Regions from separate parts of the Homo sapiens genome. Here region 2 is linked to region 1. Evidence: read pairs that join two places in POLR2A ChIA-PET (ENCODE). Cell type or tissue: A673. All regions are shown on one strand. Each heading gives the region's core, and the rest is flanking DNA. Links, peaks and the distances in the headings are about the cores only. Region 1 overlaps PRKD1 (protein kinase D1). Region 2 overlaps PRKD1 (protein kinase D1).

Evidence for each region. Peaks named below come from ENCODE experiments on the same cell type or tissue, not always from the same donor. Only the 100,000 strongest peaks of a DNase experiment are listed, where the experiment ranks them.
Region 2: POLR2A ChIA-PET joins it to region 1 with 5 read pairs; 2 of 35 experiments call an interaction of 5 or more read pairs at or near these places.

The regions. Positions count from the first base shown.
Region 1 is chr14:29,796,023-29,806,780 of GRCh38, forward strand. All of the region lies in intron 1 of PRKD1 (protein kinase D1), which reads right to left. Among named protein-coding and RNA genes, the nearest start is that of PRKD1, 130 kb to the right of the region's middle. In A673, for the core only: a CTCF peak has its summit at 5,144; no DNase peak of the experiment used is centred there; H3K4me3 peaks cover 910 bases; H3K27ac peaks cover 1,760 bases.
Region 2 is chr14:29,715,747-29,726,504 of GRCh38, forward strand. PRKD1 (protein kinase D1) reads right to left here. Exons shown (of 18, transcript NM_002742.3): 2 at 9,790-9,928. Among named protein-coding and RNA genes, the nearest start is that of PRKD1, 210 kb to the right of the region's middle. In A673, for the core only: no CTCF peak of the experiment used is centred there; no DNase peak of the experiment used is centred there.

The sequences.
Region 1 (10,758 bases), core at 1,708-9,707:
TGATATATAAATAACAGTGATACACATATTTGTAACACTCTTCTAAACAAGCAAATGATTTATCTCACTAAATGACATCTCCCATTGGATTACATGGTACATTGTGTTGGCATGAATTACTTTGTTAGGTATATAACCTTAAATATGAAATAGCAATCAACAAGTATGCATAAAAATTATGTAAATATGCATGATGCAGTTTCCTGAATGGAGTGATTCTAGTTTCTCTATCTTATTTTGTCTATCTTAAGTTAAACTCCCTAACTCTGGAATTTGGAAATTGGTACGAATGTTTAATCATAACAATATCAAAATTTCAAAATTATCACTTTATTGATTCTTTTTTGTTTCTGGTGGAAGATGCAAAACTTGTCTATTAAAATTTTTGATGTAGACCTAAAAATTCCTATAGTTCCTGAAATAGGAAAATTGATTGTTTTGAAGAAATGTCTGGAGTAATGACATTAAGTTGGTAGTCATCAGTCTATAAATCATATTTAATGTCATGAGACTGAATGAGATCCCCAACAATAACTGCAAATAGATAAGCAGACTAAGTGCTCATCTTTCAGGGATTCCAAAATTAAAAGGTCTGAAAAATGTGGAGGAACAAGTGAGTCACAGGCCTCTAGGAAGATACATGTCTCTAATGCTCTGGATAGGTCAAGTAAGATGAGGGCCAAACACTAACCTACTGATATAGTAACTTAAAGGTCACTGTTGAACCTGACCAGAGTTCTAGGGGAATGGTGAGGACAAGAGTCTGATTTAAGTATGTTTAGGAGTTAATTAAAGGAGAATTAGAGACAACAAGTGTAGACATGTTGAGTTGCACTGCAAAGGGAAATGAAGAATGGCACAGAAGCTAGAAGGGCAAGGGAGGTTAACAGGTGTAAGAGTTTTTGTTGTTATTTGTTTTTTAAGACAAATGAAAATTTATAACAATTAATTCTTTATAAAGTTCCTAGATAACATACAACCTTAATCCAATTTAGAGCTCTAAGGAGGAAGGCCATTAAGAAATGATGACTAAGGCTAAATGGAAGAAAGTATTGTTACCTAGAAAACTTTGGACCCTCCATTAGACCAGACCTACGATAAAAAGGGAATTTACAGGCACCCTAACTACATATCAAAAGCAAACCTTTTCTAAATGATAACTGGGGTAAAGGGAAATAGCCTGAGGGACTACTTCAAGAACAGGTGAAAATGCAAAGCCGTATCAGATGGTCTTTTAGGAGGATATCAGTATGCCTTGTAAACAAATTGTTTGTAAGCGATGGATTAAAATCTCTTTGGTAATAATTGATCAAATGCAGTAAGTTTACATCAATAAAACAGAGCAATAGTAATTGTGTTATTATCTGTCACTGGTTCAATTTGATGTTTAAAATGTACTGTTAGGAATTGCTTAAATATCTGTCTGAAGTATCAGAATTGTACTGTTACAGCATATGAAACATGTAAATATCATCTGATCCTGCTCTAACCAGACCCTTACACCAAACCATCACCGAGTGACAAGGTTTTCCGGAACACCCTAAAACTTTTATCAAAGGGGGCTGATCATAACAGGTAATTAATTCAAACTACCCAAGGGTGCCACTATCAGTTGGTGCAGACCCTTCGTCCTCTTGGGCCCAGGGAACCTCGAAGCACCTGCACTGCTACAGACACACACACCACCACAGGAGCTGCTATTGGCCTTAGCTTTCCTGTCCCTCCACCCCAACCTGCCCAGCTACCATGACTTACAAGTGGTGCCCATAAAGTGGAACAGATTGCAAATGGACTACCATTTATATTGCATTTCTTTTTCTAGATGAACATGATTTTGAGGTAATCAGTGGTTAATACCAACATCCTGGTGAAATACAGACACAAAACCTCCCACTATAACTTAAGCTAGACCCAACCCATATATACCAGTAATTCAATCAGCTACAACTGTAATTACAGAACTCAATGCCATATAAATCTCACTACATATTGAAACTTAAGGCATTCCAGAAACCATCTTGAAGATGTATGTATATTTAAATATAAAGGATTGGCCTCAGAATATTTCTAAGTTGTGAAGATGTCAACAGAAATTTTAACAATTAAAATGGACAAATATCAGCTTTCCTCTTTGGGAAAATTTTATGTTTTTGCAGACATGTCTGAAATGAAAATTTGCCCCTATATTTTTTTCTTTGAGAATTGCACTTTTCTGACAGCAATATGCAGTTCCACGCAGTTCCACCCACTTCCCACTGCTTTTCAGACTCATGTGGCAGAAGCGCCACCAAAATACACATACATATTCATAAGCTGTCTGAAGCATTAATTCCACACATGGCAATGTATACTTGCATCTGTGGTTGGAGCTTCTAATTTGCAAAAGCAAATATAATGTGTCTAAAAATCTTGATGAGTGAGCCTTTCAAATTCAAGCCCAGAACATTAAGGATCCATGTATACATAATTTCAAGCAGCAATAGGCTAAAGTCTTCTGACTACCTAATATAATTCTCTCCAAGTCAGTGTCACTGTATGAATATGATTATTGCCCATGTTAATTTCTCTAATTTACTTCTTACATCTATTTCAGGTTATAAATATTCATAATTGTAGTGCTCTGGTAGTAGCCCCCCACCACTAGTCTACACTAAATTGTACTTGCTATAATATAAATCTATTTTCTCCCATTCTAATTTATGAAATGGCTGAGAAAAATGGCTTGCAATATCTTTTCAGAATAAAAATATAACCCAACCTTTTTTATTCAGTGTACAATGAGCTATTGGAGGAAATCTTGATTCACAAAAAAATTCAATAATCTTCCACATCACTGATTCTTTTTCTTTTCTTTTCTGTTAAATAATAATCTCATCAGTAGTTGAGCTGTTCTACCCCCTCTGTCCTTGAGTTCTAATTTTGCTGCAGGAGCGTAAAAGAGCACATCTCACTTTTACTCCTCTTTCTTGGGTGGGAGTACCTCCACGATTTGGCAGCTGCTTAAGTCAAGAAAATCCCTGCTTTGCTAATTCAGAATTCTTAAGCAAAGAAATTTGCACATACTAAGTGTTGGACAAATAAAGAATTAAAGGATTGGCATCAACCTAAAAGTATTAAAATAGTATGCAAGAATCAAAGTTGTAGACTTGCTAATTTCTTGGCAAATTTCAATATGACAAAAGTCATTAAAAGGTGAAAACCTCAATTAAACAAGTAATTGTTTTAACATGGTTAAACAAGTGATATTTTAATGAACTGACTCTGTAAATCTTGGTGAAAGAAAACAAATTGCTTCCCTACTAATATTTTGGAAAAGATAACAAATTACTTTGCTTGAATTTTGATTTTTTGTTTATTTGCACTGATTTTATTAATCATTCCAGTGGTTCAAAACAGACACCTGAAATTGCTCCGGGATTCCTAAAGAAAGCATACTGCCATTGTTAAAGTTTTGTTATTTATAGCACAGATTTTCTTCTAAAAGGCTGCAATAGCAAGGATTAAAAATGTTTATTAAATAATCTTGCAAATGAACATAAAATCTTCAGAAGCCAAACACTGTCCTTCGGCAGCACTGCACTCTCTTACAGAGTGTCTTTGGGGGAGCTATTTAACTACAAATAGTTTCATCTTCCAGGAAGACCCAAACTGCTTATGTAGATCTGATCCTCATTATTTGCCAATTCCTCATTTGCAAATTCATCTACTTGCTAAAATGTATTTATGACACCAAAATAAATACTGCAGTGCTTTCGGGGTCACTTGCAGACATGCACGGAGTGGCAAGAAAATGAACTACCCAATGTACACATTCCCAGCTTACACTGCCTTCTTGTTTCAGTTCTCAATACTCTCAACAGTGTTCTTTTCATGGTCTATTTAATGCCACATTTTTTGCATTTTGTGCTTCTTCTTGGTGATCGTGCTGCTCAAAAGGAGCCCCAAGCATAGTGCTGAAGTGCCGTCTAGTGTTCCTAAGTGCAAGAAAGCTGTTATGTGTCTCACAGAGAAAATACATGTGTTAGATAAACTCAGTTCAGGCATGGGTTTGACCGCTATTGACCATAAGTAGATTAAAAAAGGTGTCTTTAAAACAGAAACACATGAGATTATGTATAGGTCGTTCAGAAAAATGTGACAAGAGACTCACAGGAACTAACCCACCCTGTATTTCTCCCAGGAGAAATGGTTCAGTATTTGCTAACTAAGATGATGTGACAGAACAGAACTTCCACAAATAATAAGCATCAACTGTATATCTCCAATCAACTTGGCTGTGATATCCCATTCCAAGGAGAGTCCGCACTGGTTGCGTAGAGGCGTGCTTGCATTTGTTTAACACTCTGTTCCTCCCTGTGTCCACTTCTACTTCATTAAAACCTGTGTTCTAGACCCTGGGGTTTTATTGGTGGGTTAACTCTGATTTGCAATTGACAAAAAAACTTTTATGGATTCACCACAATAACTTTGGGCCTAATAATGAAATTTTCGACTGAAATCCAAATTCCTAAAATCACTACTCTGCTTTTCAGTGTCTTCATATTTGGTAAGTCCACATGCAGGAAAATATTTGACTTGCTTTACCTTATGAAAACTAAAAGTAAAATTGTGAACACTACAGACTCTACACATAGACATGCTGATGTCAAATCACAGGAAAAAAAATGTGTGTTTTCTGTTATTTGAATTTTTTGAAATGAGTATCTTCAACAATTTTATAAATCTTTCCCTGGACAGCTATAATGTGACCAACTTTAAGTTGTGACATCCCTCTATTTTTTCAATCACCTTGAAAAACAGTCCAGTCCTTCATCCCTTTCCTTCTAGCTCCACACTTGGTCCCTTCATGATAAGACCCCTGGCACCAATCCTCCCTATTTAAAATAAAATTACTATATGGTATATACATTTTAAACTTTAAAACACTTTTAATTTGAGAGTTTAAAGTAATGCAATAAAAATGCTAGTGTAATATTTTGTCTATTTAACTGTCAGAACCTGTATCAGCCCATTAGTCAAGGTTCTCCAGAGAAAGGGGACCCAAGTGTGTGTGTGTGTGTGTTTGTGTGTGTGTGTAAATGTCTCATGCCATTGTAGAGACTGGAAAATCCAAAATCTAAGGGCAGGCAAGCTAGCTAGAAACTCAGGCAGGAGCTGGTACTGCAGTCTTGAGGCAAAACTTCTTTTCAGTTTTTGTTCTTGAGGTCTTCAACTGATTGATGAGGCCTCCCCACATTATCAAGGCTAATGCCTCTACTTAAAGCTTACTGAATATGGATGTTAACCATACCTACAAAAAACCTTCACAGCAACACACAGATAAGTGTTTAATCAAGAACTGGCCTCCACAGCCTGGCTAAGTTGACACGTGTAGCTAGCCATCACAGTACCTTAAACGATAAAGTTGCCTCCAATGAACATGAATAAGCAGTAGGGAAAAAGAACCACTTGAGGCAATCGCCTTGATCTTCAATCCCAGCTGTTTCACTAACAGTGTGGTTTTAAGAAAGTCATTTTTTCTTTCTGAACCTCAATATGCTTATTAAAAAACAAAACAAAACAAAAAACAAGTGGGGAGTATTAACACTTAGGTTTTGGTGGTCTTATATGAATTACATGAAGAGCTTAAGGCAATCAATGAGTGGCAGTAACTATGCTATTAGGGTCTACGTGTTTTTTTTTTTAGATGGAGTTTCGCTCTTGTTGCCCAGGCTGGAGTGCAATGGCACAATCTCGGCTCATCGCAACCTCCGCCTCCCAGGTTCAAGCGTTTCTCCTGCCTCAGCATCCCCAGTAGCTGGGATCACAGGCATGCGCCAACACACCTGGCTAATTTTGTATTTTTAGTAGAGACGGGGTTTCTCCATGTTGGTCAGGCTGGTCTCAAACTCCTGACCTCAGGTGATCCACCCGCCTCAGCCTCCCAAAGTGCTGGGATTACAGGCATGAGCCACCAGGCCCGGCCTGGGTCTACATCTTTTATACCTGTAATCTCAGACATTAATACATTCCTGGCAAATAGTATATGTTTCATAAATGCCTGTGAAAGGAAGGAAGAAAGGAGCGAAGGAAGAAAGGAAGGGAGAGAGGGTGGGAAAGAGGGAAGGAGAGAATTAATAAATAAATGAAGAATGTAAAGCTACATTTCTGAAAAAAAAAAGATGTGACTCTACTTGAGACTACAGAAAAAACAAACAAGAATAAGTAATAGTCCCAGCTTTTAAGAAATTTAGACCTGATAGTAAATAAGGCCAGTTTGCCAATAACCATAATACAAATAGATTAAGAAAGGAAGAAGACAATACATCTAATGCACAAGGCAATTTAATAATTCTTGTGTAAGTTCAGATAAAAAGCACATTATGAGACTATAAAGGCTCAAAAGCAAACACATGATGTATGAGAACAGCCATCCAAAGATTTTTGCACCACAGTAGATGGATTAGATAGATCTAAATGTGGTTTTCTAGACCTGGATTACTTTACAAGTTAATTGACAAGGATAGGAAGTTGCTAAATTTAAAACAAGGTAACAAAGTGACATCTTTAGAATGATACTATCAGAATGGAAGATGTAAAGGAGAACTGTAATTCAGTCAGTTGGAGCAACAGATAAAAGATTGGAACCTGAGGAATCCACCAGTGTTTACATCAAATTATCCAAGGAAAAGAATCTTATCAGGTGACTCAATAAGATTTTCCCATAACCTGGATGGAATATCCTTCAAGACCAACCAATTCCTTATGTTTCAATTCTGAGCCAATTGAGCAACTTTCCAGTTTCTGAATCTGCTTTGCAGACATCTTGTTGCAGAAAGGCAATATCCAAGAAAAGCACATCACTCACTCTAAGTTAGTATACAGGCACTCCAGTCCATAAAAATATTTTGTGAGGCTTACTAGCCTGGATTTATCTTCTAGGAACTATAGCAACTCTGGTTTTATTTTAAAAATGAAGTTTCTGGAACTTAAAATCTGAGAACCAGAAACTGCATTTCAATGAGCCGGACATGAGACAGGCCAGGTCAAAAGCCATGCAAGACTATCCTCTATATATCCCTCCCAAATGGTAGTATTTGGTTCATACCTGAGTGTTCAGGGCTGAAAGGACCCACAGGCTTAAGGAAAAGGATTAAGGATAAGAAGTATTTCAGTGGGCAGAAATTATGAGTAGACCATTCCAGATGGAGGGAAAAACAGAGCTAAGGTCCAAATATTGTGAAATACAATGTACATATGGACTAGAATAAACAGTCTCATTTTGATGGCACACAAGGTTCATACTTAGGAAGGTCTAGCAAGAATATTTTAAGGTAAACTATGACCATTTTGGGGAATTTTAATTGACCAGATTGGGAAATGATTTTTTTGTTTACTGACAATGAGAAGTCACCAAGTTTTAATTTTTTTGTCTAGTTAATATCAAAATTGTAACTCTATATTAGCATACTCAACTTGTTAAAAACATAGTTGGTAACTCTGAAGGAGTAAATGACCCATGAATTGCAACAGTTTAAGTAGGAGGTAAAAATAATCCAAGCTGGAAACACAGCTGTTTTAATAAAAACAGAGGATAAGAACTTGAGACTCTAAGAAAAGGATAATTATTGGGATTCACTGAGCATCTCATTGCATGTGAAAGGTGAGGGATGTGGAAAGGTTGACCCATACTCCAAGGCTAGTAATTAGGGGTAAAATAATGATCTTTTGTTTTTCAATTATTTATATGCTGTTCTATAACTTTTGAACATCATTTTATATTAATGCTTAGACTGACTTAATATCACCATTTAACATCTGCAACTGGGTTCATTTAAAGCCAAATTCAAAATGCCTAAACCCAATCTCTTTATCTTTCTTGCTATCCTGTAACCACAGTAAGCAGTGAGCTGAAGATTTTCTAAACGTTTCAACCACCCATAAAAACAAATGTATGCGGCCGGGTGCAGTGGCTCACACCTGTAATCCCAGCACTTTGGGAGGCCGAGGGGGGCGGATCACCTGAGGTCAGGAGTTTGAAACCAGCCTGGCCAACATGGCAAAACCCCATCTCTACTAAAAATACAAAAATTAGCCGGGCATGGTGGTTGGCGCCTGTAATCCCAGCTACTGGGGAGGCTGAGGCAGGAGAATTGCTTGAACTCAGAAGGCGAAGGTTGCAATGAGCCGAGATCAGGCCATTATACTCCAGTATGGGCAACAAGAACGAAACTAAAAAAAAAAAAAAAAATGTATGCAAAAGGCAAGAGAACAATCTAACAACATTGTTATACAAGATTCCCAAGAGTAAACTGTTCAAAAAGCAATGTTCTCCAGCTAGTAAATCTAGCACTTTTAGTCCTTTCTTGAGAGCTGACACTGATACCAAGAATCATAACAGTTGCCTGACTTTTCTTAATGCTGTCTAACCCACGAACATGTCCAATGTCTTCTTTTTCCAGAATCTTGTCTCAACAAAGCAGTATTTAGAAAACAGGAGCATTAGACTCTCAACAAGTAATTCACCAGTAGTACAAGAAGCCCAAATATGCCTCCTTGTGCTACTTTACCCATACACAATCCAACTAAAAAAAAAAAAAATGCATCCTAATGTTTAAAATAGAGTTACCACAGTAACAAAGTGAACAGTTAAAAAGCAATGAACTTAATCAATGCAAGTCATTGTTAGAAAGATCATCCCCTGAGACAAACCTCTCAGTGCTAACATTATTGCTATTTATCTGAAGTATTTTCTGAAAAGCTAAGAATGACTGACTGAGGGCTTCAGATCAATGAGGTGTTTTTTTTTCCTTTCAGTGAGCTAAAACTCCCAGTAGACCTAAGCCGTACTTTTAATCATGACATTAATCGATAACAATTACACCCAAGAGAATGCCAACATAGGTTTTCCAGGAAATCTCATAGGGCTTAAAGTGCTAAATTATAGAAATAGTCAATATTATGTGTTATTAAAATGGAATTCAGGTTGGTTTCTTCCTATTTCCCTAGAGCAGAATTATGGTGCTCTAGACCTAGAAATGTTGGTATAGTGCTTCTCAAATTTTAATAGCCTTAAGAATAACATGGATATCTTGTTAGACTATAGATTATCATACAGTTGGTCTGCAGTGTGTCCTCTGATCTGCATTTCTACAACCTCCTGGGTATTGACCATGCTGCTATTAATAGTAAGCAGGTGACACCTGCAGTAGCAAGATGTTGAACTCCATTAGATTGGTCGGGGGAAGAAGTAAAAATCACACCCATTGGCTGAGGGATACTAAGAGGTATTTGACCATAACAGAGAGATTTTTACTTCTAGATATTCCAACTCAAGCTGTCCTCCTTGCAAAATAACAGAGAAAAAGGCAACACTTAACTTACTTCAAAGAGCAGCATTTTCTAAATGCATTACAAAAAAAGAAAATTAATTATCTGGGATATCAATAGGTGTTGCCAGAAAAATAGAATGCTAATAGAAGGCTGAATGAATGGTCATACAACTGAGCTAAATGAAATTAAGTAATAACAATGGCTAACAGTTGTTGAGCACTTACTACGTGCCACGAATCGTTCTAAATCCACAATGTAGAATAACTCCTTTAATCTTCACAGCATCTCTATGAGGTGGGAACTAGAGTATTGCATTTTTCAGATGTGGAAAGGTAGGCAAGGAGAGGTTAAAAAACTTGTCCAAGTTCACAGTGCTAGTGAGCTGATGGGTGGTAGAGCCAAGAGCCAGGATTCAACCCTTGGCAGGCTGCCTCCAGAGCATGGGCTCTGCTCTCTAGAACATGATCACTTTTCATTATCAACAGAAAGTGTGAGTCATCACAAGGTGATGTAAGTACTTGTAAGTTGCCAATGAAGGGGAATATGCAATGAGGAGGAGAGAAGAAAACTTAAGTTATGGCAAGATAAGAGCATGAGAACAAGCCAGAGAAGGGAAAATTGAGAAAGTGGAAGTAATTGTTAGTGAAATAATAAATACAGAAGAGTGTACTGTAGTAGTGGAGACATCACCCACCCAGACACAGATGCACTAAATAGATCAATCTGCTTAGCAAATAAATGCCCAGGAGAGGAAAGCAAGGCAAGAAGCGGATCTCATCAACCACTGGAGGACACAAACAGTTTACTTCCACCAAATGTACTGAAAAGATCTCAATAACAAGAGCCATGATTATTCCTACGTTAAATATGCAATTTACAGATTAACTGGGCCCATTGCTGGGTCCCTCTCTTCTTCCTACAGGATGGATTGGACATTTTGCTTCTAACTAGCAACTTTGTGAAAGTGAGTAAGGACAATTTCAGTTTATTTTGATCTCATTCTGAGATTGGGCAATAGGCTTGGGAGAAGGAGGGTATGCTGTGAAACTGATTAAAATACAATCTAACAAATCCTAGATTTCAATGAACCCTCTCTGCCTGGCCTTCAGGTTGCAGGAGAAAAAAAAAATACAACAAGTAGATCCAATCTGAAATATGTAGTCTGAATCAGAAAACAGCCAGCGCATCATGCAGATTACATTACAGGTCAGGCAGAACAATAAATAAAGTAGTTGTTTGGTTAGATGAGCATTAGAAAATGGTTCGACTGTTCAGGTAAGTATTAAAACAAAAAACTAACCTTGCAAACTCCTGAAGTATGCAGAGATTCCTGGAATATTCTACTGAAAACTTAAAGAAAAGAAAAAGCTTAACTGGAGACAAAGGACTGCCTGTAAGCATCCTGAAGGCATCAGATTTGTAAATGTATTTACAGGCACCAAAACA
Region 2 (10,758 bases), core at 1,780-9,779, 80 kb before region 1:
ATTTTTCATAGTATTGTCAGATTCTATAACTCATCCATTTCATTATATCCTATGTGTCAAGCTTTCATTTTTGACATGGATTGTGATATTTTTGAAAATAAACCCCAAATAATCCAGAGTCAAATTTAGTAAATAAGCCACATGCGTTTTAGAAGCCAATTTATATAAAAAGGCAAAAATAACAAGCTAATGCCTTACTATATTTTTTAGAATGATTCTTAATATCCAAGTCCTGTTGTGCCATCAAGGCCCTAACATGGCACTTACATAAATTAGACCAGACCGTTAAACTTCCATTCTAAGAAGCAAATATAAGGAATTTTTAGCTTCACAGTAACCAGAGCATAGAGACAAAAGTCCCCTTTGTGTGGTTTTCATTGCCCTCGTGTTCTTTTCCTGTTTTCATGGGTGACAGTTATAATACTGTCTTCAATTAGCACAGTAATAGATGAAAAGAGAAGAGAAGCAGAAACAGTAATTTCTGGCTGAAAATCCACTTGCCAGATGTTGAGGAACTAGGCCTTAGGCTAATTCTGTGTGAAGAGAGAAGCTTGATATGTCCTTCCATGAAAACCACGGTATGTATTGCTGACAGAGATCTATGGAGATTTAGAATCCAGTTCTGGAGCACATGACTCAACTTTTTCTGTAGGTCTTGCCAGCTGACCCTTAGGCAGGGACAGCTGTTCTGCTAAATGGATAAAACTACAGAGGAGGAGGGGAAGAAGGAACAGCAGGAGAGGTCAGCCAGACCTCAGGATATCAATCCTCTTTCCTTCCAGACTCTGAAATAGAAAGGCCAGAGCCCAAGGCCATCTCCAGGGCCACCTCTTAGGAGCTGTAACGAAGATATGAAACACAGAGGCTCCAGAAAGAAAAAGACAATGAATAAATTGACGAAGTCAAATGAGATGAGTATTGGGGGGTACATCAAAAAGGAGTAACTACTGAATACATCTCAGAAAGAAAGCAAGAATATTTAGGAAGAAAAGAGCAATGGTTGGGAAAACTGATTCACTGAAGAGTGAATTTAGTACAATAGCAAATGGGGTTATTTGGTCATGGTGATGAACACAATCCAGGAATCATAGAAATTAGGAAAACAATTGGTATTCCATGAATTAAGTATAATTTTGCTTGAGAAATACTGTGAAAGAAACTGCAATGTTTAAAAACAGGACTTTTAAAAATAAATAAGCAATTTTCTAAAAGACATTTTTGACAATATTTAGGAGATAACAAGAGTCCAGAAAAAGAAGAATTAATCAGATGATAATATTAATTTTACTAATAGATTATGTCAAGAAGAACTAATAAAATTCAATTCCTATACAACAACATTAACTTTTGGATATCATACATAGGACATCAATTTAATTATTCATGTATTTGCTGGCTTGTACATTTCATTGATTTAAGGATTCATTCTTTCACTCAATAAATAGATATTGATTGCATGTGATATACCAGATCCTAAAGTTTCAAATATTAAAATAAATCGTTCCTATTTCAAGAAATGTGTAGTGCAGTGGGGTGGAGGTGGGGTAAGAGGATTGAGTACTTTACATTTGGCAACCATCTTGTGAAATGCTTTATATTTATTCTCATGAATTCTACAGCCCAACCATATATTGGAGATACTGTTAATGTTATTTTACAGCAGATGGATCAAGATTCAGGGAAATGGGGTGACTTGCTGAACATTATATAAGAAATAAATGACAACTCTGGGACTGAAACCAAAGTATTGACTGAAAATCAACTACTTATGAAATTGAAGCTATGTGGAGATATAACATAAATATGATGCATATTTCTGAGTTAATATATGTGAAGCACTTGGAACAGTGCATAACATATCATAAATATATTACCATCACTATTGTTATGTTACCATCACTATTGTTATATTAACATCACTATTGTTATTATTATTTCTAAAAGAACAATATGTGGCAAGAAATATTATTTATTTAAAAGTATACAGCATGAAGAATATAATGCAGCAGAATGGAAAATGTGCATAAAATTTTCATATGAAATAAGAGGCTTCAAGACTTTTCACTTCCGGGTTTGTCTTATTCCCCAGTTGACCTGGACAGAATTTCTTCCCTCTGCCTTGATATTTAGGGGTGCTTGAGGAAAAATAGATGGAGAAACAATGCACTATTGTGTCATTGCTTCTCCATCTCCTCCCTGGAGAATCCATTTTATCAGGAGATAAATAACCAAGAAAACTATCAAAGTGAGGAAGAAGTGCACCAAGCACAATATCCCTACTGAAGTCACAAGTAGGGAAAAGTGGGAGTCTATGGTAACATTCCAATCTGCTTGCTGTCTGCATTCTCTTCTCTGAGAAAATGGTTTAGTGTGGCACAAAGAAATTAAAACCAGGTTGATATGGTTAGGCTTCGTGTCCCCACCCGAATCTTATCTTGAATTGTAATCCCCACGTGTCGAGGCAGGGAAGTGGTTAAATTATGGAGGTGGTTTCCCCCATGCTGTTCTCGTGATAGTGAGTGAATTCTCACAAGATCTGATGGTTTTATAGATGGTAGTTTTCCCTGAGCTCTCACAGGCACTTCTGCTACTGCCATGTGAAGAAGGTCCTTGCTTCCCCTTCACCTTCTGCCATGATTGCAAGTCTCCTGAGCCCTCCCAACCATGTGGAACTGTGAGTCAATTAAGCATCTTTTCTTTATAAATTACCCAGTCTCATGTAGTATCTTTATAGCAGTGTGAAAATGGACTAATACACAGGTTTACTTGAAAGATAAGAATGGAAAGAGAATATTAACAATCACAAAAAGGAAATGCTGAAGACACATTTAACATAAGCCATACTTGGGAGAAAAGAGAAATGACGTGTATTTTCACATTTAGATTTTCCACTGTTACAAAACCACCTGCAAAGAAAATTGCAACTGAAGTTAGAGAAGATTTGGCTCCATTCAGCCTGTGACACTTAGATGTCCAAGTACAAACACAAGGAAATATAAATTGAGCATTGAAGGCCAGGTCTTATAAAACCTTAGTTGCCCAAGTAGTAGTAGGGCTGAGAAGGTGTTGCCCACAATTAATTCTGCCTTCTTAAAAGCAAACAAACAAAAACTATATCTATGCAATATACTTTTGAGGAAATAATACAGTGATTTACTATATCACTCTTGGGGTTTTTATCTTCTGCCTAAATTTCACAGAAGATAAAATATTGCTACATTGCTAACCAATGTATTATATCTAAGACAAATTAATATAATATTATATCTAAGAGAAATTAATATATAAAGTCAGTAATTTGCACTTTCTATAAAAGAAAAAAGAAGCTTAATAAAATGTTGTTACCATATTTTTTTTCCTGGTTTATGATTTAGGCATTGAATCGTAGTAGGAGTAAAACATGCTTATAAGGATTTCTTAAATATAGTGACCCTAAGACACTATTTCCATTTTGATCAGAATTGTGAACTTATGATGGGATCCTAGTGATGCAGTGACACTGTTATATTGCTTTATATTTTGTATTATAACTATAGAGAAGAACCTTCAGGGTTTTCTTAACCTCATTAAAGTTTGAGTATATGAATTAAATATTTACATTTTTATGAGGAAGAGGATGATAATGGTCTATGACAAACATCATCTCAATGGTTCCTGAAGCTCACTGCTACTTTTGCTGTTACAAATATCATCAATGGTCCCTGAAATATAAACTCTTACTGCAATAGGAATTCTTTGAACAAGTCCTCAACTATTTCTGTTTACTTGTTCAAGTTCAAAGGGCTAAATGGTATTGAAATGGTATTAATAGTGACTGAACACTTAGATTCAAGCTCTGGTGTTACTCCTACTCTCTGCAGGACATAGGCAAGTTACAATTTATATTCTATAGCTTTTCAAATATCTGACTTCTCTACTTTCCAGAGTCATTGTGAAGGAAACAAATTACTTACATAAACTGCTTCAAAAACCTGTGATATTATGTAAGCAAAGATTTCATGCTTCCTAACTCCTACTTTTCTATGGCTCAAATCTTCCCCCTCTGTGCAGAGAGACTGGATCATCCTCTCAGACAATTTGTTCCATGGTCATCACCCAGAGGAGTATCTGTAGAGAGTGGCCTGCTGAACCAGGACTCACCAGATGCTCAGAGAGGGGAAAAAGTATTCCGTGAGAAAGTGAACTTGGGCATGATTTTGGAGAGTTATGCTTCACATTAGCATGCACCAAAGTTCTAAAGAGACTTGCAGCAAATAATTCCTTTAAAGTTGTTTAGCCCAACATTTTCCAAAGTTAAAGGACCAGGATTCCCTTTTGCGGTATGTTTAATAAGCATACGCATCACATTTAAAGGCTGCTTAGAGTGTGAGGAGAAGAAGCAATCTTAATAGTTTACATTTATTGTGGAGTTGCTATGTATAGAAACTGTCTGAGGTGCTTTACAAGCAATTTTACTTTAATTTATGTAAACACCTTACAATATAGGTGCTAGGGTTATCCCCATTTTACAGATGAGGAAACGTGGGCACAGAATGATTACAAGTCTTGGCAATGTAAGTAGTGAAGAATAGATAAAGGATATGAACTCAGATTTTCTGGCCCTGGAAATTATACTCTATCCTCATGCCTAATACTTTACTTCCAGAATGAAAACAAGTATAGAATGCATGTAATATTATCACTGTATGATACTTTCATCTAGTAGAAGCTTTTTGTTTGATTAAAAAACAAACAAAAAAAATCCTGAAGCCCAAGCCGAGCACGGTGGCTCACGCCTGTAATCCCAGCACTTTGGGAGGCCGAGACAGGCGGATCACAAGATCAGGAGCTCAAGACCAGCCTGGCCAATACAGTGAAACCCTGTCTCTACTAAAAATACAAAAATTAGCCGAGCGTGGTGGTGTGCGCCTGTAATCCCAGCTACTCCAGAGGCTGAGGCAGGAGAATTGCTTAAACCCGGGAGGTGGAGGTTGCAGTGAGCCAAGATTGAGCCACTGCACTCCAGCCTGGGTGACAGAGCAAGATTCTGTCTCAAAAAAAATAAATAAATAAATAAATAAATAAATCCTGAAGCCCAAAGGTTTTGCAACTTGTACAAAATCATGAAGGAAATCAATGATACTACCTTCCTGAGAAATTAGTTCTTCAGCCCCTCAGATAAGTACCTGAATCATTTGGCAAACACATTGAACAATGTTTGAGGGCAAGACTTGGGGTGGGATAAAGGAAATGTCATCGCACTCTCACATAGCTGTAGCTCTCCTGAGAGTTCTGTTGATTTTTTCATTCCTCCTTCATCAACTACATCAAAATGGTTATTATGTTTGTTCACTTTTACTTCTAAAATATTTTTGACCTCTCTGTCTCATTTTCAGCTCTTCTGTCATAGCCCGAGAATAGGCCCACGCCTCTTCTGCCTGGACTACAGTGCCAGCTCTCTAATGAGGCTCCCTTCTCTTGATAGTGAGGACCAAAAACTAACTACATGTGGAAATAGCTTTTTGCAAAAGTTATAATACAAGATAATCTACTGTAAATCTATAATGAAAGAAGCCCAAGAAAAACATTTATTTTTTAACCTTAAGTGTAAGAAGGAAAGATTCAACATTTATCTTTCAAACTTTTAAAACTGTGACTTTATTTGAGGAATTCTTGTAGTCCTTTTCTAGTCTCTATTTAACTACCTACAAGATACACACACATATAGACATAAACACACACATATATACACTGATAATTATTAGAGATCAAGCCAAAACCAACCAAACAAACAGTGTTTTGAGTCATGTAAATGTAGTCCTGTTACTAATTTGTTTGCTAAGGCTGAATTATCAGGATTTGATAGAGGCCCATCATGAAGAAGGCTTCAAATACATTCCACAACCTTGATTTTACAGTTCAGTACCATACACTTGAACTTCACTCTGGTAAAAAAAAAAAAATTTCCATGTTCAGTGTTTTCCTACTTCTTAACAATAGTAAGAATGCTAGTCCTTTGTTTAACATACAAAGAGAATTTGCCAGTAGTGGGGATAGGTGGGGTAGGGAACTTTCATGCAGTTGTTATTTTTTTCCTCAATAACCCAATCCATCTACTCATGAGCAATCTTTTCCTGGCTTACTGCGTTTAAATGTACTAGCTCACACTAGTCATGTTTTTCAAAAAGAAACGGAGGGAGAAAAAAATCAGCAAATTAGCCAGAAGCAGCTTGGTTAGTTTTCACTCCCAAAGCAGTTAAAAGATGATGAAAAGTCTGAGCAGAAAATGATATAAGCAAAGAAAAAAAAAAATCTTGATGTTGTCTGAAGAAATAAAATTAACCTTGAAATTTTTCCCTATTTTTTCTCTCATTTTTACTGCAGTCCTGTGTCAGAAAATGTTCCTGCTGGTAGATTGTTAGTTAAATATAAAAACAACCAGGTTATGTTTACATCAAACTACAGAGTAAAATTTAATTTGTGATAAGGAAAAAGAAAGTTCAGATAAATAAAACTTAACAGTAAAACTACAGGCTTCAGAAGGAAAATGCAGCACCCTTCGTGTCCCCTTCAGGGACTAGGTCAGGAAGGAGTATGTAATCCAAGCTCTCCTGCACATATGGCCTGAAGTGTCCTTGCTGCTATCACTCGCCTTGCCACAAATTATAACATGGTACAATCCTACTCACTTGATAGGCCCTGATTTCTCTTATGTGGGCCAAAAGAATGCATAGCAAGAAGACTTGAAGTTCAGTTTATTTCTGAGGATATATCTAGAAATAATATTTTACAACAAATCGATATTTTTACAAAATGGTATATATGTAGTAACTTTATTCTCATAGCCAGTAGTTAATAAGTGAACTCATACATATTTATTGAGAACCTCATATCTATGGATAACAAAAGGATGAGGTGGGGGAAAGATTGCTGAACAATAGTTAGGCCAGGTGAAAGTTGGATCTGCATTTAGTCAGGTAGGCTGGGAACTGTGTGTCCTATGTGGCTCGGGAAAAGAATGGCAAAAATGGGTGGTAAAGTAATTCAGATTACTAACAGGTATTGCAGGCCCTGCCCGGGTATACAAAGTCATTGAAACTCCATCAAAGTGTGGTGTAAGACATGAATATAATAAGTCGCATGCTATGTGGAGAAAAAAGAAATAGAAAAATATGGTCAAAAATGGTAGGGAGTTAGTGATTAAAATACAGTGAAAAAGTCAGGGAACAGGAATGTGCACTTGGTAGAGATGGACAAGAAGGACAGGCTAGAGTAGGAGAAGAGGAGTGCTACCAAGTGGAGATTTTGAAGCTGGAGCCTTGTCTTATTGGTGAAGTCAGGAATGGCATTATGGGTGACTGATAATAAAAATAAATAACAAGGAATCTGAAGAATCATAAATATGTATGTTAACAAAACCAAGGATGAATGAGTACTTAAAATGGAAAGTAAAATTAGGAATCTGACAACAATTATTGCCATACTTAAATGGAAATGAGTCTTCAAGGAAAATAAATCACTTCACTGCAAAGAAGGTGACATAAATAATTAAATGGCAATGGGAAATCAGAAGAGGGCCATATCACTCAACTCCTCAACTAAGAGTGGAGGAAAATAAGAGGCAAAGCCTCTTGGAAATGGGGCATCACCTTCAGGAGAGTCAGGATGCAAGGAAGACATAAAGACCGGGAAAAAGAAAGGAACATCAGGCATTTGATCACAATAGACTCAGGGCCTAAAAAGGCTAAGGGAAAAGAGATAAGAGATATGGGTAAGAAACAGGGTTGTAATACAAAGGGGTGGGATGGTTTAAAAAACTATTGTAAACATAAACATTTATTGAGCAAATCACAATGCTAAGCAATAGAGTGGGAGAGGAGCTGGGAGAGTACTGCTGTCGATGGTTATAGGTAAGCGCAGGAGATCTAAACATAATTGAGTGTGCGTGTGTGTGTGTGTGTGTGTGTGTAATTGATATACTAACTGAACAATTTAAAGGGTCAATGACTTTGGGAAAATGGCACTATGTCGTTCAAAACTAGAATTAAACTGTTAGAGAATAGCTCCTTTTAAATTCCAGCAAAATAGCTGGTAAGAGTAAGGGAGCCCTTCTGGAGTCTGGTGCTGGGAAAGCAGGTAAGGAAATGGGCTGCTCTTAAATGCCCTCTCAACAACTGTGGCCAGGAAAACAGGAGACATGGAACATAAAGGGTGGACAGCAGGGGAGGTAGGGCATACGCACAATGAAGTTCTCAATTTGCAAAGATGGGAGAGGAAAAGCAGAATGCTGTTCTCATGCAGCAAGGGAATTCTAGAGGGCTACATCAGGTCAACACGAGGGAAGAGCAGGTCTGGCTCATTAATGCTGGGATAACATGCAAATAAGCAGTCCTCTCCTACATAAATACACCCACACACAGGTTGCATTCAATCTGTCTGCTACTACTCTAAAGTGCTTGATAACAAAAGTAAAATGGAAAGAATAATACATTATATTTAGAAATGCAATTTTAAAAGTCCTCATATATTTCTGGACATTGACACAAGGCAAAAGGACTCATAAAACATTACATTATTTACAAAGCAGCCTGGCTGTGAGTTTAATATGAATTATGGCAAGAACTGATCCAGTGCATGATTTCCCTGAATAATTAATTTAGTGTTCAGAAACAGGAAACTTAGAAAACAACATGTCTAGTCCGTAGTTTTGAGAGGTCAGGTGCAGGCAACAGAAAAATAATTACCTTTATCTAGCAAAAAAGTTGTTTTATAGGATCCATCTACACAATGAAGTTGTGGCAATCCCAGGATCTCACACAACTGTAGGCAACCAATAAAGATAAAAAAGAGAACTAGACTGAATCAAAGCAAAGTGAATAAAACAAAGATAAATTGAATTATAATCAGTGCATCCAAGTACTGGGCTCTGAACAAGTTGAGGAACTTGAGGAAATAAACTTGAGACTCTGTAATGCTGCTGGACTTCTTTTATTCAAAGAGATGGTAAACAAAGAAGGCATGAGAGGAGAAAAGAGCAAGGCAATCCAAGTTTCTCAATAATTATTCTCTTTTTAACAAAAATAAACAATAAAAATTTGGATACATTATCATTGCATTGAGTATCATTGTAAGGATCTCCACTCTAGCTGTTGTTCTCTGGTGCTTTTTAAAAAGGTTAAATACATTCTTTTTTTTCTGTTTGGTTAGGCACAGTCCTATTACTAACTGCTAAATCCTAAACAAGAAATAAAAAATGTGAGCAGAGGCAAATGTAGCCATTTCTCAGGGACTGAGTTAACTAGCGTCACATGGCATGACCTGACCTTCTCTAACTCCTGGGCTCTGGCTTCCTCCTTGGTCTTGGCTTACCTCATAGCTACTGGACTTTTGACCTTAGTAAGTCAAAGGCTTCTTAGCCCTGGTGCTATTTCTTGGCTTCCACACATTCTGTACAATTGCAGCCCTGACAGCTAATTTAGCTTCACTGTTGGTGAGTTTCTTGTTTGCTTTTGCTGCTGTCCAAATGATTCAAGGTGCTGAATGACGCCATCTGTATGTTGCTAGAGGCTGAGAGGGGGCTGGGAGGAAGCCTTAAGTCAAGAGACGTGATTGGAGCAGTACTGGGTGTGGACACAGCCAATTAAAGGGAAACCTTTTGTTTCCCTTTTTCATGTGGACAGAGCTCCAACATCTTCTCTTGGAGCTGAGTTTGAGATATGCTTTTTATGTTTCCTTAAAAACATATGCCCAAGAATTCTTCAAATACAACTTCTAATCTACGGATAAAGAAAAGGTATAAAAGTATACTACCTGACAAGACCACTTCAATAAGATCGCCTTCCTGGATATCACTGGCCGCTTTCACCAGCTGAAGGATGTTTTCAGAGGTAGGGTCATGGCGAAAAAGCAGGATCTTATCATACATTCCGTAGAAACCACATTCAGGGAACTGCAAATACAAATACCATGAGAGTGTAAATGTCAAAATCCTTCCAAATATTTTGTTTTAAATATTTCAGGGCACAAATACAAGCTAATTAGAAAAGTTCAAAGTATCTAGATCATTAAAATATTTTAAAATTAAAAAATAAATAAATGGTAGAGTTGATATTGGGAAGACTCCAAATCAGAAGGAAAGAAATCACATAGATCACAGGGGCAGTAATGGTCAAGTGGTTTTCTAATTAGACAGCAAGAAAACAAGAGAATATGAGATAAGATTTAAATAAGTTCTGGCAGTAAAGTGGTTAAGAAATATAGGTGGGAAGAGGTGTGCACTTTCAGATGATTTACAGCAATCCAGTAACATAAAAAATGGGAGTCGCTTTATTCCAATTCCATTACACATAATAATGGCAATTTGTTTGCAAAAAACTGGGTCTGTCTGTTTTGGCATATTCAAAAATAAGAGATGCCTCAATAAATCTAAACATATTCTGTATGTGAGTAGTAGCATTATCTAGATCCTTTGATCAGGAGATCAGGGGAGGCAATCCACCTCTCCCTTCTGCTGCTGCCCCTACTGCATTCCATGTGGCTTTCATGCAATCTGTCAATCCACAATCTCATGAGCAGTGTAAGAAAAGGTCCATCTGCACAGCATGGAGGGTTTCTGTTAAAGCAAACAACCTAGGCTAATTTATTATATGAAAAGGGCCCTTTTCTTGTAATGACTTTTTCACATAATTATTAAAGAATGCTATTTCTGCCATAAATTGACATTTGTAATGTAGTGGGAAAAGATGCAAACTCAGGGAAAAAGAAAATTATCTTTCTTCA